Linked DNA regions of Homo sapiens: region 1 is linked to region 2. A link is a loop called in an ENCODE intact Hi-C map of the cell type or tissue named here. Cell type or tissue: chondrocyte. All regions are shown on one strand.

Region 1 (8,000 bases), 630 kb after region 2:
GCCAACACCCCAGAGGCGCAGCCCTGGACTCTTCAGTCTTGGCACCTGACCCAGTGCAGAGCCACTTTCGTGGCAAATACTTTCTGTGTATCTACCGGGCTATGTTTCTCCAAGCGATGCCACCGCTGCTACAGGTGAAGGATTTCCTCAACTCTGAGCACGCTCCCTCTGGTCATGGGTTCTGTCGGAGTTGGTATAGTGGACACCGAGGTGTGCCGCCCAGACCGCCCCCTGCCATGAAGGAGGCATTACCCATCACCTGCTCTCGTAGACACCTTCAGGGACCACGGCTGCAGAGAACGACCTCACCCAAGGTTACAGACCAGTGCAGGTGATAAAGGTCAGGCCATCTTAGCCCAACTCAGGACAACTCTGAAGGGCCATTCTAGCTCAGAGCACCCCTGGGGTCAGCCAAGAAGCCACTTTTCTGCCGCTGCCCAGTCCTGCTCCCTCCTCCTCCCTTCTACAAGTTCGGTCCCACGAGCCCTCCCTGGTAAACAACCTGCACACTGAACTCCACCTCAGACTCGGCTTGCTGGGGACCCAACCTGCAACAGTCGGCTCCCCATTCAGCCTTCCTGCCTTCACTTTCCACAGAGGGTGCTGAGTGCCCCCTATATCCTGGGCCTGGCATCAGGACTGGCCAATGTTGACAGAATAGTCATTAACGCTCATGTGCCTGCTGTGGTGCTGTGCTGTTTACAGAGCACTTTCATGCATGTTATCTCATTTCCTTTCTTTGTCTGTGCATTCATTCATTTACTCCTCATCCAACAGACATCGTGAATGCTTGCTCCACACAGAAGTGAAGATATAATGAAGAAAAAGACCTTTCCTTCCCCTGGAGAGCTCACAGTCAACTGCACAAGGCTGATGTCAAACCAGAGAATTCTCCCAGGCATTAAAGCCATGATGGAGCAGACACAGAGGCCATGAAGTGGGGAGAAGGAGGGCAATCAGGGAGGGCTTTCTGGGGAGGTGGGAACTCGGAACCAGCAGCTGGAAGCAATGGGATCCAGGAGAGCACTAAATCCAACACCGAACACTACAGTCATCCCAGCAGTGCAAGAAACCTGCACACAAACCAAGCTACTCAGAGGTTTCTATTGGTCTAACCCGGGATGGCAGGAAGTCAGAGACGTCTAATGGCCTTGCACTTCCCTCCAGCACGACCTCCTGGAGGCTCCTTCCCACTGGGGCCTGGGAAATGGAAGAGAGGAGACTGAAAAGGGAAGGAGGGAGTTTCCGGAGGGGGCTGGTGGGATTGCAAATGAAAGAATAACAGGATCTTGGAAAGCTGCCCCAGGTCCCACCTCAAGCACTGGATTAATTTAAATCCTTCTTTGCCACTTTCCAGAGTCAACAGGATTTGCTAAGTGTTGTATCTCCCGTAGGAGAAGAACCTTGAGAGAAAAAGATTTTTTAAATACATGTAAGTGAGATGTTTTCACTAATCTGATTTTGGGGCATATTGACACTTGTGAAATATTTAAATGCTTAATTGTGCTGTCAGACACACTACTTCAGAACATATCTGGATAGAAGAACAATGAGCATTAGATTATGCTTTTAGATGTTACAGAGATGAAAATATATCTTGGCTATTTATCAAATTAATCACCCTATAATCTAAAGACAAATGGGATTCCTAGGGCAGTATTCAGCCAGTAATTTAATGCCTAAGTTTTTCTGATCAATAAACCATTGGCCTGTTAGAATATTTAAGTCATGCTTAAAGTCATTCAGAAAAAAAAATCTATTAACTTAAGTTCTTGAAAGCATGTCTTTAATTTAAAACGTCATTTTCTATTTAAGCATTGCATTTTACATTATTCTAAAACAATCCTGATCTTTTTTATCTTAATTTTAATAAAAAGAGTGAAACAAATATTTTGAATCAGAACTATGGCATAATGTATTGTCTTTTGTTCAATTAATATTTTGTTCAACAAATATACAAATAAATAATGCCATCGCATTGTACAACTCCAGGGGACACCATTCCTGTTTTATCCTTGAGAAACATCCAGGTCTGCGTGAGTCCTTGGGACACCAAGGGATAAAACAGAGCTCTGGGAGCTGCAGACGCCAGCACAGGGCACTGCAGAGCCCAGAGGAGGGTGTCAGTCTCACTGGTGGATTTGAGAAGGTGCCAGGCGGTAACACCTAGAATATCAAAGCCACAGGAGACTCTTCAAAGATTATCCAAATGAGAGATTAAGAGACTTGTCCAGGCTAACTGAAGTGACTGTAAGACCAGAGTCACAATTTACTGCCTGTCCAAATTTAGTATGCCTACACTCACTGGTTAAAAATTATGCAATTTATTGGTGCCTTAAAAAAACTATTAATAAAATGTATTTGAGACCATGTAATGATAAGAAGCATTTGGCACCTGAAGGAAAAAAATGCAAGTGTGGTGTTGTAGAATTCTGTCCTATGAAAACATCTGGCTTTGTGTGCTTGTCGTGGAAGGGAGCAAAGCTTTAAAGGATTCCATCTGGAGTCACTGCATTAGCTGTGCCCACTTAATGCTAACAGGCTGCAAAGCAGCGCATGTTCTGTCGAAAATGATTTCCACCTCAGCACCCTGAATATGGAAGCATAGTTAATGTCCCACTATATCTTATTTGTTATTGTGGCCTCTGGTGTGGGTTTGTGGCTGCTGTGCAAAGTCTTCCTGGAATCATATTGCAGTGAACCTTCAGAGAGGAGAATGGAAAAGAAAAGAAGCTGCTTTTTAGAAGTTGCTTTCTTTTGGAATAGATGAGCATATCAGTCTCTAATAACACTGACCAGGAAAGGCTTCCTTTGTCTTGATTTTTCTCTCCCGATGATGATAATTAGATTTCCGGACACAGGAAGGAAGTGTGGAATGGAGCATCGTTTTGGAGGAATCTTTTAGAAGTGCTTCTTGAGATCGTGCATGAGTATGCAGCTGGTAAAGAAGATGCAGTGTTCATCTACCATCTCTGTTTTCAGAATCATTATTCTAAAGATTTTTATAGAGCGAAAAGCTGGGGGATAAAAAGTAAGAGTAGTTAACTGTCTAGGGAGTGCCTGCTGCATCCCAGACATTGTCACAGACATCCCAGGTGATGCATGATCACAGGGAGACTTGTGGCTGTGGTAGGGGGGACAGAAGAGTTACTGAGGACTGATGACGCATGTGCCGGGCATGGAGTTTCATGCTTTATATCCACTACCTTATCTATTCCTCACAACATCCTCTTGAGGAAAATAGAAGTGTGAGCTCCATTTGACAGGCGAGAAAGCTGAGGTTAAGAAAAGCTATTTCATTGCCCAGTCATATGACTTACACCCAGCCTGGGAGCTCCATGGCCTCTCTGTAGTTCGGAATTTGTGCAGGGCAAATTGCAAGTAAGCCATCAGTCAGAGTCTGATATTTCAGCCTGATCTACATCATAACTGCAATTAAGCTGGGCTGCAGAGACCAGCACTGGTCACTCACAAAAAAAGGACTGACTGTGTGGTGTGCAAGGAGCACCCTGTGATAGAGACGATCTGAAGTTCATATGAGATATTTTGAAAAAACAATTTGTAATCAGAAAAAACCCATGTTCTGAGAAACCTGTTTCCTCATCTTTCTTGAAGAAATTGAGGCGACTTCAAATTTACCCAACGAATTACTTCATTTTAATGTCAGAATGCATGGGGGGAGGTTCTGAGGTGAAAGAAAAATCAGTGTAATTGCTTCTTTTTTCAAAATCACATATTACTTTGTTCATTATAAAATAATGAAGCATTATTTAATCCAATTATGAAATAAATGAGATTGAGTAAATAGCACATCTGCATTCATTCGGTGATATAAAGTCAGGAAATGTTTATCCCACTGACATTTAAAAATAGCAGCTCTATTTTTCTTAGTAATTAAATTATAGGTGTTTTCATGACAAGAATATATTTTATAATAAATACAAATATGGCATTGTTAAATTAACTGTTAGGGATGAAGGCCTTCCCAGCTGGCTGGGTTTTGAAATGTAGATTCACTTCTTCAAAACCGAAGTCTATCCATCACCATGATCAATATGAAAGAAAATCATCAGTGAATTTTTTTTTAAGTCACTGTGAGAGACTAGGGTTAGGTCCGCAAGGCCCTATTCCAGTAAGTACACCTGCCCTTTGGATGAAATTTTTTTTAAGTCACTGTGAGATACCAGGGTTAGGTCTGAGAGGCCCTATTCCAGTATGTACACCTGCCCTCTTGTGGTATGCATCTGTATGATCACATACTATGCATTTTTAAGACCAGAAGACATACAATATTCCAAGTGGCTGTCTATAAGCCAAGCCATAGGGCCTAGTCCTCAAATAGTTCTGATTCTTTACAACAAGTGTTTTCTAGACGCCTCCTCTGCTAGGCATTAAAAATCTCAATGTGCTCATATTTAATGACAGCTATAATGGAATGAAATTATTTTATTGGCATTTTATTATTTATTTTGTTTCAGCTACTAGGGGTGCATAACAAGTTACCCCAGAACTTCATGGTGTAAAATGTCCATTCTCCGAGTCAGGAATTCAGACAGGGGATGGATTATCTGGGGTCTCAGGAAGGAGGCTCAAAGTCTGGGGGCTGGATACACTTGAAGGCTTGTTTACTCCAGTGGTGGATGAGACTGACTATAGGTGGGAGCCTCGGTTTTTCTCAGTGCGTGTGGGCTGTTCATGTGGGCTAGTCTGGGCTTCTTTAGAGCACAGTGGCTGTGTTGCAAGGATGAATGTTCTGAGAGAGAGAATACTAGGCAAAAGCTCTATTCGTTTTTATGATGCAGCCTCAGGAATTAGACATGGTCACCTCTGCCATATTCTACTGGACACAAAGGGCCAGTTCTTATTTAGTATGGGAGGGGACTGCCTAAGGACATGAATACGGGGAAATGCGAGTTATTCGGGCATCTGGAAGGCTGACTGCCATGCATGTCGATGGGAAACTAGTGTCTGTTAGGGGGATGGCACCCGGTCCTAATGCACTCTCCATCCAACTGCGAGCCAGTGTGGAGGGTTGACGTCCCCTCCCCTTCCCACTTCCACTGGAATGTCTCCAGGAAGATGATCAAGGGGAGAAGTCCTGAGAGAGGAAATTACCCAAGGGAAGAGACCCAGTCTTCCAGGATGTAGCTCTGGAGTTAAAAAGGGAGGCCAGAGGCGGGGCTGTAGCACAGATGGGCAGGAGGGGGTCAGGCTCCAGGGAAGGGTGGGAATGGGACTTCTCCCTATGCTCCTGTCTCAGGTTCTCTTCCCCATCCCCACTTCTGCCTGCTTTTTAAGAAAGTCCCATCAAGGACTTCTGGGAGAAATACGAATGACTAATAAACATTTTTGAAAAATCTTCAATCTCACCAGTAACCCTGGAAACAGACACTGAAGCAGCAAATCAGGCATGCTGAAAGGATTTTATTAGGCAGGAAAGGTATGGTCAGAGTGCTTTCTCCAATGACTACAACTGCATTTGATCAGAACATTGACTGCTGCCTATAATTATCTGAGTACATCTCAAGTCTTAATTCAGATTTTTTTAAATGAGTATTTTGACTCCTAAAAAATAGCGGGTATTTAGGAACACCAGCTGCTGACATTGTGGTCACTAATCATGAGCTATTTCAGAAGCCCTCTGTGTAGCCACACACCTTCGGGGTGGGCCTCGGCTGTATGACGGAGGAGAGCCCTGTCCTGATCTTGAACATTCTGTGTCATCGCCGGAATGAGAGAAAAGCGCATTTTCTGAATGTGTTCTCTTAGAGGCAGGAATGATCAACTATAGAAGCCAGAGGAGGATGCAACTCATTCTCCTTGGGTTTGGAGGGATTTAATAAAATGGAGTGACCAGGGGCAGCGTTGGGATGTGTGAGGATCCAGAGAAGATGGATTGCACCTGGGTCTTGAATGACAGGTGAACAGGATTTTTTTCTAGGTCCTCCCTTCTGGTGGGTAGGGGGAGAAGCATTCTAGGTACAGAGAACAGCATGGCCAAGGCCCAGCGATGTCAACGCGTGCTATATGTGTGGGAAGTGGCAGGTGCCTGGTGCCCTGGTTGCTGACACAGAAAGTGAGTATTTGGAAGCAAGTGAGGCCACTTGCAGAGGCTGGTACAGAGTGGTCAGGGGCCATGCAGGGAGGACGAACTTGGTCCACTGGTGGGGAGCCTGGCATGGTCTTTTAAGCAGGAACACCAAGCAATCAGGTGTGTATTTTAGGAGAAGCCCTCCGTGTGGTGGCGTGTGGAGGAGCAAGAGGATAGGACAGAAGATGGCAGCAGAAAGCTGGAAGTGAGGGGGATCTGGGGCAGTGTGTGTGGGAGTGGGAAGAAGGAAATGACGAAAGAGACTGTCCTCAGGCTGAATGGCAGGGTGTGGGCAAGGGGCATCTATGAGGACTCCCAGGCTTGGGGCTTTGGTGACTACATAGATGGCAGTGTCTTCAAGCAGACAGAATGTGGACTCTGACGAGGAGAAGAGTGGTCTGGGGGAGAGGTGGCACTCACATTTGGACTGGCTGAGTTGATGTGCTCGTGAGACGTCCAGGGAGCAAGTCCAGCAGAAACCAACCCTGGTTCTGCCTTGGGATATTTATCTGGTGAAATCCTCTTGGCTTGTCTGTGTGTCTTCTACCCACTAAGATGCACAGTCCTAAGGGAAGAGACTCTCCTTCTTTGTCCCGCATCTCCTGTGCCTAGTACAGGGCCTGGCACCTTGGAAGGTTCAGTAGACTTAGCTGGATAAACGGCTCTCTACATAAGGGACTGGCCCACAAAATGCGTTCAGGAAGAGAAGCTAAGGGAGGGAAGAGGGCCCAGAGTGTAACTCTGAGGACCACCTTTTGAGGAATGCCTAGAAGAGAAGCTGGTAAAAGTGATGGGAAATAAGAGAAAGGAAAGAGCGGGAGAACAAGCCCAGCTGGTGTATCTGTCACCAGCTGCACGAGCTGCTCAGCTACAGTCCCTGTTCCACCTGGCAGTATGGGCTGGGGTGGGCCAAAACTAGTTCCGTCCGCTTTTCTGCAGGATCCCCTCCCAATGGACAGCCAGGTGAATAAGCCAGCTCATGTCTCTTGAGCCATTTTCTTACCAAAGATCAGAATTACATGCACACTGGCCAGGTGTGGTTCCCCTGTAATCCCAGCATTTTGGGAGGCCAAGGCAGGTGGATCATTTGAGGTCAGGAATTCAAGACCAGCCTGGCCAATATATGAAACCCCGTCTCTACTGAAAATACAAAAATTAGCTGGGCCGTAGTGTCATACGCCTGTAATCCCAGCTACTCCGGAGTCTGAGGCAGGAGAATTGCTTTAGCTTGGAAGGTAGAGGTTGCGGTCAGCCGAGATTGTGCCACTGCACTCCAATCTGGGTGACAGAATGAGACCCTGTCTCAAAAAAAAAAAAATTATATGCATACTTCACTTCATTGCCTCATCTTTCCACTTTGTCTCTCCAGAGGGAAAATTCCCTAAAGACGGTTAATTACCTGAAAGAATTCAATAGGTGGAAAGACCTGATGAGAGATGATTTTTTGTTAATGGTGGCAACTTTGGAAATCCGTAGGGATCAACATCTCTCTAGATGAAAGCTAAGAAACCCAGTCTGCTGATATTTGGTTGAATTTCTTGGGCTACAGCTGATTTGCTTGACATTGGACACCTCCTGTAATGCTCTCAGTTCTGGGTAATGGCATCTGCTAAATAATTAGCTAATTGTTTTACCAATCGATTTTTTAAAAACATTCCATTGTAAAACCTATATAGCAGGAGAAAATGTAGAAAACAGAGGGAAAACGATTTCCCCAAATCCTGCCCCAACACAAAGGTTCTGATAGCGATTGTGCACTTCCAGTCCCTCCCCATAAGCAGACGGCTTTTTAGTTGCAAACACCATGTACCTCGTATCCTGCTTTTTTCCCACTGAACATTATCTGATTCTTTTTTATGAGCAATGAAATTTGATACGAGGTGCTGCTCACATGATGTTTGGAAAAGAC
Region 2 (8,000 bases):
TAAAGTTGAATGACAAGGGCACAGCTACAGGAACGACCCCAGGAAGAAGTCCCGTGACGGCTGGAGTCAGAAGCCCCTGAAACAAGCACCTCCCCAGTGAGGCCCCACCGTGTACCCAGGGTGCTCATGACCACCCCCAGGCTCTGCAGCCTGGCCAGAGACCACCGAGGCCCCAGGAGGGGCTTCAGAGATGGAGATGAAGCTGCATCTCCGAGCCATGAGGCCCAGTGGGGCCCGGACAGAGGGAGCCTGGTGTTCACACACCACATCTGTTTTCCAACAAAGTCAAAACACGGTGGGTCCTTTCAGAAGATCCCCAGCACCCGACACTTCAACTCAGACTCCAGGCGTCGGGCGAGGCCAGACCCAGGAGATCACAGCCTGTAGCGGGGACAGAAAGGTGTGCACTCCTGGAAGCGTCCAGCAACTTCTCTCTTGTTCAAGTGGCACCCCAGGTCCAGAGCGGGGCTTGTGGGGAGAGGAGCACGGGGGCTTCGTCCTCGGAGGCGCGGAGCTCCAAGCAAGGGCTGAGCAGCAGCTGGGAGTCTCCCGGAGGCCAGAACATTACTGGCCCCGTGTGCACATGCGCCTTCTTGGAGTCCCAAAAGGCAGATACCACGTATCCCACCAAATATCTACTTACAGATTGGGAAATTGAGGCAAAAAGCTCAGGTAATTCCCACAAGGCCACAGAGCTGGTAAGCGGTGGGGTTGAGATTCAGTGGCAATGGGCCGAGGTCTCCTGGGTGTGGTGTGGACCCTGATGGTGAGCAGGGTGGGGACCTCCTCGAGCCCCCATGGAATCAGGCTGCTTACCATCACCTTCTCCGTGGCACCGGCCCCTACCACCCTGCTGAAGACCCTCCTGGGCCTCTCCTCACGTCTCCTTTTCCTGCCCCTCTCTCAGGAGAGCTTTCCAAGCTGATGGCCTGACTGTGCCACCCCAACCTGGCATTTGAAGGCCTTCAGGAGTGAGGCCATGTCCATAACCCGCGTCTCCACTGAACCCTACGCCAGCCCCTACACGAGCCCCAAGCCTGGCTGCTGCTTTACGACACACCTCCATACAGCCCCTGCCCTTCACCCCTGCCCAGGGAAATTTACTGGGCACAGCGCCTTGCCCGCTGCCCCACAGCAAAGAATGCTGTCCTGCCAGACACTACAGACAGCAGTGGACACGCATTCTTCCAGAACCAGCCCAGATCCTGCCTCTAGGGTGAGTTGCCTGATGGGTCTTGACTCCGATCTCCTACCCCGTGCAACACGGGGAGGGTGCTGGCCCTGCCTGCCCTGGCTCCTCAAGAGCAGGCTGGGGTTGCCTTTCCCGAGGGGTCCCCACTACACCAGCCCCAGTGTCGGAGGGGTTGGGGGTCAGCGCAGAGGGTGGCACGTACCAAAGCCAATGAGGCCCAGCGTCTCCCCACGGATGCGGGCCGCTCCCGAGGCCACCTCGCGGATCTGCTCCACGCTCTGAACCCGCGTGCCTTCCCGCAGTGCCTGGTACAGCCACGTGTTCCTCCGGTACAGGTTGAGGATGTGGCAGATGGTAGAGTCCGCTGTCTCTTCCACGGCTGCAGACGGGATGTTGCACACGGCAATTCCTGAAAGGGATGAGGCCAAGGCCGGAGATGAGAAAACCTCAAGATCAGTGGGGAAGCCCCAGGGCTCCCAGCCCGCCCTCCTGAGACTCGGTTGTTGGCACCGGGGGAGGCCCACCTTATCGTCTAGCAGACGCGGGGCTGGGCACGTGGGCGGTAGGCCCTCTGGCTCTGATGCATGGGAAGCTCTAGCCCCAACATCTACCCCTCCCTCCCAAGGAGGACTTTTGCTCCAGGACGTGGCTCATGACCAACCCAACTCCTATGGCTGATTTTGGGCCTGACTGGCTTCCTCCTGGGCTTGCACTGAGTCCCAAGAAAGGACCCGGAGTGGCAGGAAGCCAGTGGGCCTCAGACCAGACTCCTCCAAGTGGACCCCACTCAGCCTCAAACCCCTCAGGGTCTCCCTCATGGAGCTGGCAGGGTGACAAAGAATGGCTTTTGGTTTTAAGCTATGCTAACAGTTTGATGCAAAAAACATACGTTTTAAACATACTGGTTTTAAAAAAACACCTCCACCCCCACACGGATGCAAGGGCTGGCCCCGGGAACGGAACCGATGGCCGAAGCGTGTGCACAATCGCCCTGTGGTCATGTGCTCAGCACCCTGCTCTGCTGGGAAGAACTCAGAGCAGACAGGATGCCCTCCCTGCCCCGTGGAGCAGCCTTCAGGTCAGGGCCGAGGGTGGCTTGGGGTGAGCCCTCTGGCCCCACACGAGCTGCAGAGACCAGGGTCAAGTATCTCCCAGCACAAAGCAGCTGTGGCATGGAGAGTTAACCCAAGTCATAGGCAGAAAGGGCCCTGCCATTTACCCTCCTCAGCCAGAGGGTGTCTGGGGAAGAATGAATGACTGCCAGATACAACAGGGGTGCAAGTAGGCAGAGGGCCAGGCTGGGAACGGCCCCTCCCTACACCCGACAGGTGGAGATCCAGAGGCCTGCTTGCAGCAGAGACCAGAGGGGCCGAGCCAGGGGCGGGGCCCCAGAGGGTGGGCTCAGCAGCCAGCCTGTGGCTCCCAGTTGAGCTCTCTGAGGAGGGGTGTGGCTATCTGGGCATCACGTCAGCCCAAGTGAAATGGTTCCCTCCTAATCCCAGCTTTGGGACCCTTAGGAGAGTGTCTCTCCCAGCAAGGGGTGCCCAAGGCACTGGGACAGGGCCACCTTTAAGGCAGCCCAGGATTCCTCTATCTTAAGTCCTGAAGATTGGGGTGGGGACAGATTGGGGTGGGGACGGCAATCACCAAGGCAGCTTCTTCGGCTCTACTGGACAGGAAACAAGACCAGTGGGTGCCACAAACCCACTTTCTAGATGGCTGCGTGGCTGTCTCCCCACAAGGGCCACCCCTAGGTCTAGGGCCTTGAGAGTGACCCGCTTAGCAAGACACACAGCTCAGAGAAGGTGAAGCCACTGTGAGCAGGTCACCCACCCACCCAACGTGGCCACTGAGGGCTCCTCTGGGCCACCGACCCCTGCCAAGGGACCAGTGTGGTTGACGGTGACTGAGGCCGACCAACTTTCCCACGAGCTGGATGCCAGGAATCTTGCAGGAAACTGGCCTCATTCATTTGAAATAGCTCAGCAGAGAAGCTGGGGCTTGATCACATGCCATGTTATTATTAAGTCAGACAGACTGAGGCTGATGCCAGAGGTTCAAGAAAATCTTTGGCGGCTGGGACAATTTTCATTCCTCGGGCAGGCTAAAGCCCAGCAGGGAGGCCCCGCAGCAGAATCACCCTCAAGGACGCTGGCTCCGTGCTGCTGCCGGGGCTGGCTCGGCAGTGCTGCCTGGCGTCAACAGCAGCACCTCCTCCTAGGAGATGAGCTGATGCTGGCTGGGAGACCCCACAAGGCCACGTGTGTAAAGGCACCCGGGTGGGTGGGTGGCACAAAAAGGCAGGTTGAGGCAGGACATCTGGTCAGTCTTCTCACCGAACTTGGACATTCAGCTCCGTGGTTCCACTGCTCACCGGAGTGCAGAGTCCCAGGACGGGGAGATGGTGCAGGAGGAAGAGCTGCAGCCACTGCCTGGGATGGCAGAACCTTCCCACCCAGACCGCGGCGGCGCCACTGCCAGGAACCTCCATAACCCTCACCGCTCTCTCGGAGGGAGCATCTTCTTAGCTGTCCTCTATCGCTCTGTGGATGCAGCCTCCCTTCTGGATGAGTCAAGCTGATCCTTCAAGTGCCACACGATGGGTGGCTCTGATACTCGCAGGCTGGGCCTCCCAGCATCCACGGAGCCTGGAAAACGGCCCCAAAGAGGCAAGCTGCTTTTCTCTCACGGTCAGTGCCATCGTGCTTTAATCCCTTCATGACTGCCGCTGGCAAGGAAACCACATAAACCAGCTTGCTAGAGGCGGCGGGGGTGGGGAGGGGTGTAGGGCCCTCTCGAGGTCTTCCCGGCTCGTGGGGAGAAGTGCAGGTGAGCAGCTTCCTCAAGCCTTGCCCTGCTCTTGCCGTGAAGCGCTGACTCTCGCCTGTCATTCCAGGGCTGACAGCTCAGAGCCTTGCGATCCCAGAAGGTGTCACCAGAGGCCTAGTGTGCTGCCTCGTGCAACATGGAGGGCCTTGTTTTCTGGGCCTGCGAGGGACCCTCTTTCATCAGGAGAGGGCCTGCCTGCAGCCACCTGCCGCTCCCAGCCCTCAGCACAAAAGGCCCGTTGACCGCATGATGTGGGGAATATGCATTCGGAGACAAAGGACGTCTGGACAGAGGCTCATTTTCCGCCTCCAGAGTCTACATTCGAAAAGTGCCCTTTAAAAGGGCCCCGCAGATGTCTTCCAAGCGCCCTTATCAGATGGGACCAGGATCAATGAAAATCCACCACTCACAGCCCTTCTACATTTTCCAAAACCGCAGTCCCTGGTCCTGGTCGTCTTCTGTGGGTCTCAGAACTCAGGGAACACAACCTCCCATCTCGGCCCTCCCAGGCCCCCTGTCATTGAGGCCTTGGTGCCTTTCTGGCCCCACTGCCTGTGCGGGGCACTTCTAGAAATGGAGAAATAGGAAGTTCCACAGGCAAGGACCTCCCCTCTCTCCCTGGAAAGCAGCGTCTGGTCCAGCCGAGGAAGGGCAGGGTCAGCACCCGTATGGGCCTGGGAGCTGTGTGGTGAGGGGCCGACGTGCTGGAGAAGCAAGAGGTGCGGGGGACAAGGATTTGAGAGCCCCTGGCACATGAAGCTGTATTCTCCTCTGCTGTTGAAACTTGGGATTTCAGCTCTACCCAGAGCACAAAGGACATTTGTTTTCAAACAAAAATATCCTTGTTTGTGCCAGGGAAAGATGGAAAATTTTAGTTTATATTAAACACGCCTTTGAAGACTCACATCTTCTGGAGTGTCTTTGTTCCAACAGAGGGGCTCGGAAGGACGCCGTGGCTGGTAGCAAGTGAGGGGTGTGGGGAGGGTGAGGGGTGGATGTGTGAAGCTGCTGCTTCCAGGACCCTAAGGGGTGTGGAATCTGAGTGACTCTCTCTCCTTCCCTGGCCTTTTGCTTTGGGATTTGCCCGTGGGGCAGCCCCACCCCACTGCGTCCTGACCCCTGTGAGTGTACGGGCAGCTCCCTGCTCGCCCGGCTCCCCAGCCCTGCTCCTGACACCAAGACCCACCCAGTGCTTCCGGTACCTGGGTGCTGCCCCGACTGGCCGTGAAGGATTCAACTAAGATTCTGACCCATACACTCCATGCCCCAGGCTAAGGCTGTGGAGAGACAGCTGGAGCCCATGGGGGTGGCCTCCCTGAAAACGTGGCCGGTGGTGCCCGAGAGCAGGATTCTCAGATGTATGTAACACTCCGCTCACACACAGAGCCCATCTGACACCCAGCCCGTCCCGGAAGCACCGGGGCCCACTGGGGCCTTAGCCGATGGGAGAGAGGTGGGGAAATAGCGCCTGGGCTATTCCTGGAGCACAGGAAGAGCTGTTCCAAGGCCAGGCTGCTGCCTTGGAATTCATGGTGCCTCATGAATTTGGGGCACCTCAGCACTCGTAAGGCAGAGTACAGCCCCCACCCCCAAAATGCAGGGGTGGCGTGTTCCAAACACAGAGCAAGCACAGTGCCCACCTGGCCCTCTCCCGAGGACGCTCGATGCCAGCGGTCTGCTTCTTGTGCCTCTGCACTCAGCACTCACGAGCTCACACGGGGTGCTGGGCAGAGGCCCCCCTCAACATGCACCCCCAGCCGCAAGTGCATGGGGCCGATAAGCAGCTTTGAAGCCCCCAACTCTGGGTTCCCGCCTGCTGCCTCTGCTTTTCTTCGGAAGCCTCTGTCATCAACTGTGTTGGGCAGGGGCCCACCTGCTTTGGTGCTGACCTGGACCACATGCTGCTAAGGCTGCCCTCCCAGAACGGGAGGCCCAGGTTCCCATGTGGACAGGGGCCTAGAGCTGTGCACACGGCAGGGGCAGTTTAGGGGACACACACGGCAGGGGTCATTTAGGGGACGCACCCAGCAGGGGTGGTTTAGAGGACATGTGGCCAGTCGCATTCTCCCCTCTGGAGGCGGCACTGGGTGTCTCCAAATTGAGCCTGTGCCAGCTGGGTGTTGCTCTGAGGGCAGAGATGCCTCACAGCCCCGCAGACCCCACACAAGGGCCAGCAGGGACTATCCTACCTGTGTCATGTGAAGGCAGGGCCGCAAGGTGCTCCACAGCCCGGCCTGGAGGCAGCCACCTTGCTACAGCCAGAAGCGGCTGCTCCGTGGTCCCAGTTCCAGCTGCTTCTCCAAGCCCACCCGAGCAGGGCCCACAGAGCTCCGGACAACTCCAGGCAGCCAGCGCTGCCTCGCACTCACCGAGCTCGCCGGCAGCCTTGATGTCCACGTTGTCATAGCCACTGCCTATCCGCACGATCACTCTCAGGGCCTTGAACTTCTCCAGGTCCTCCCTGGTGAGGGTGATGGTGTGGTACATCATGGCGCCCACGGCTTCGTTTAGAACCTGCGTGGGAACAGAGCACAGGGTCGGAGCCCCACCCCGTGCAGCCCACCGGCACCACTTGGCCTGGCCCCCTGGCCCTATCACCCTTGAACCTGAGGCAGAGGAGTTCAGCAGGAAAGCAGGGAACAGGGGTTCTGGGGCCTGCCGGTGACTTGGGGCGATCTAATGGGGGGATGCTGGGGAGGAAACTGCCCAAGGTCAGTGCAGGCCCCGGCCGGGCAGGGTGGGCCCACCTTCTCGTGGATTTCCTGCGTCGACTGCGCGTCACAGAAGGCCACAGTGGCCAGGTCCTTCAGGATGGGCATCTCCACAGTGCAGTCGCGGCCGTCCAGCAGCGCCACCAGGGGGCGGGGGTGCAGGGGGCCGTTCATGATCTGGGGGCGGATACCTGCCAGGAGGGAAGGGGTGAGCACAGTGGGTGGGTGGCTGGGGCCACAGGGTGCGTGGAGGGGCAGCTCCCCACTCATCACTCAGGGCAGGGCTTGGGCAAGCGAGGGTGGCGGAGCAGCGAGGGCACCGCCTCCACCTGCATCACCTTCCAGGGAGCCACTGACACGAAGAGGAGCCACTTCCCATCCACTTGCGGCTCTGGCTGGAGACGCACACGGCTGCTTCCCTGCCAGCAGACCATAGTCCCGAGAGCCTCAGGACCATGGGGCCCCGAGGCCAGCACAGGCTAGTCCAGCACAGGACGGGTCCCTGCACCGCGTGCCTCCCTGCCTGCACCGGCACCAGCTGCCCCTCACACACTATGACAGGGGATAAGGCGTGTGCGTCCAAAGGAACTTCCTGGACAGGCCCTGCACAAACAGGCGGCCTGGGCAGGCTCCTCCAGCCCCTCTCACCTGCGCTGGGTGAGGAGAAATGGCGGGTCTGGGGCAGGGAAGGTATGCCTGAGGGCAGGAGGCCTCTAGGGGCTCAGGAGAGCAAACTTCTCAAAGGACCACACAGCAAGCAGCTCTCTAGACAGGCCAGAGCCATCATATTAATCCTGACAGATTTCCTGGTGCTGCCAACAAGGTGAAGGGACAGCTGTGAGGACAGAGGGGCAGGGGTGACCCCAGGAAGGGCCCCAGTGGTCCTTCCCACAAGTCCAAGTACAAATTCTCTAGCAACTTCATCTGGACCAGCGCGGCTGCATCTAGACGTTCAGCAGGGTGGTGGAAGGCCTTACCTGCCACACTACAGACGCGCATGCTTGCGCCCCGTGCACATACAGGGCAGACACCCTGCGGGGCCCGCCCAGGATGCAGCGAGAGCCTCAGGGCCTCTTTTCTCTCTTTATTCTGTGCAGCAAACCCAGCAGGCTCCGAAGACCTCAGAGACAGAGAAGCAGCATTTTCTCCAACAAAAACTGCCCCCTTCAAATCCATCCTTGGATTTCGTAGGTCCTCCTGACCATCTGCCCAAACCTCACATCTTCAAGACCCACACCCTGGACACAAGAGAACAACTACCTGAGTTC

What was found. A loop is a pair of places that touch in the nucleus more often than their neighbours do. Peaks named below come from ENCODE experiments on the same cell type or tissue, not always from the same donor. Only the 100,000 strongest peaks of a DNase experiment are listed, where the experiment ranks them.
Region 1: a loop joins it to region 2, with 3 times the contacts of the local background. A loop is called at or near these places in 5 of 110 quality-filtered maps.

Annotation. Positions count from the first base shown.
Region 1 is chr10:125,625,728-125,633,727 of GRCh38, forward strand. It overlaps a transcript of TEX36 not described here. Among named protein-coding and RNA genes, the nearest start is that of TEX36, 53 kb to the right of the region's middle. RefSeq lists a silencer at 4,053-4,347. In chondrocyte, a CTCF peak has its summit at 4,228 (motif pointing left); no DNase peak of the experiment used is centred here.
Region 2 is chr10:124,996,570-125,004,569 of GRCh38, forward strand. CTBP2 (C-terminal binding protein 2) reads right to left here. Exons shown (of 11, transcript NM_001329.4): 4 at 6,769-6,923; 5 at 6,391-6,535; 6 at 1,395-1,601. LOC124902520 (a long non-coding RNA gene) reads left to right here and starts at 3,283. Exons shown (of 2, transcript XR_007062329.1): 1 at 3,283-3,882; 2 at 4,089-4,925. RefSeq lists enhancers at 1,539-1,708, 3,772-4,272, 6,067-6,608, 6,609-7,149. In chondrocyte, CTCF peaks have their summits at 4,122 (motif pointing right), 4,322 and 6,881 (motif pointing right); DNase peaks (open chromatin) are centred at 1,392, 1,782, 3,062, 6,192 and 12 weaker places.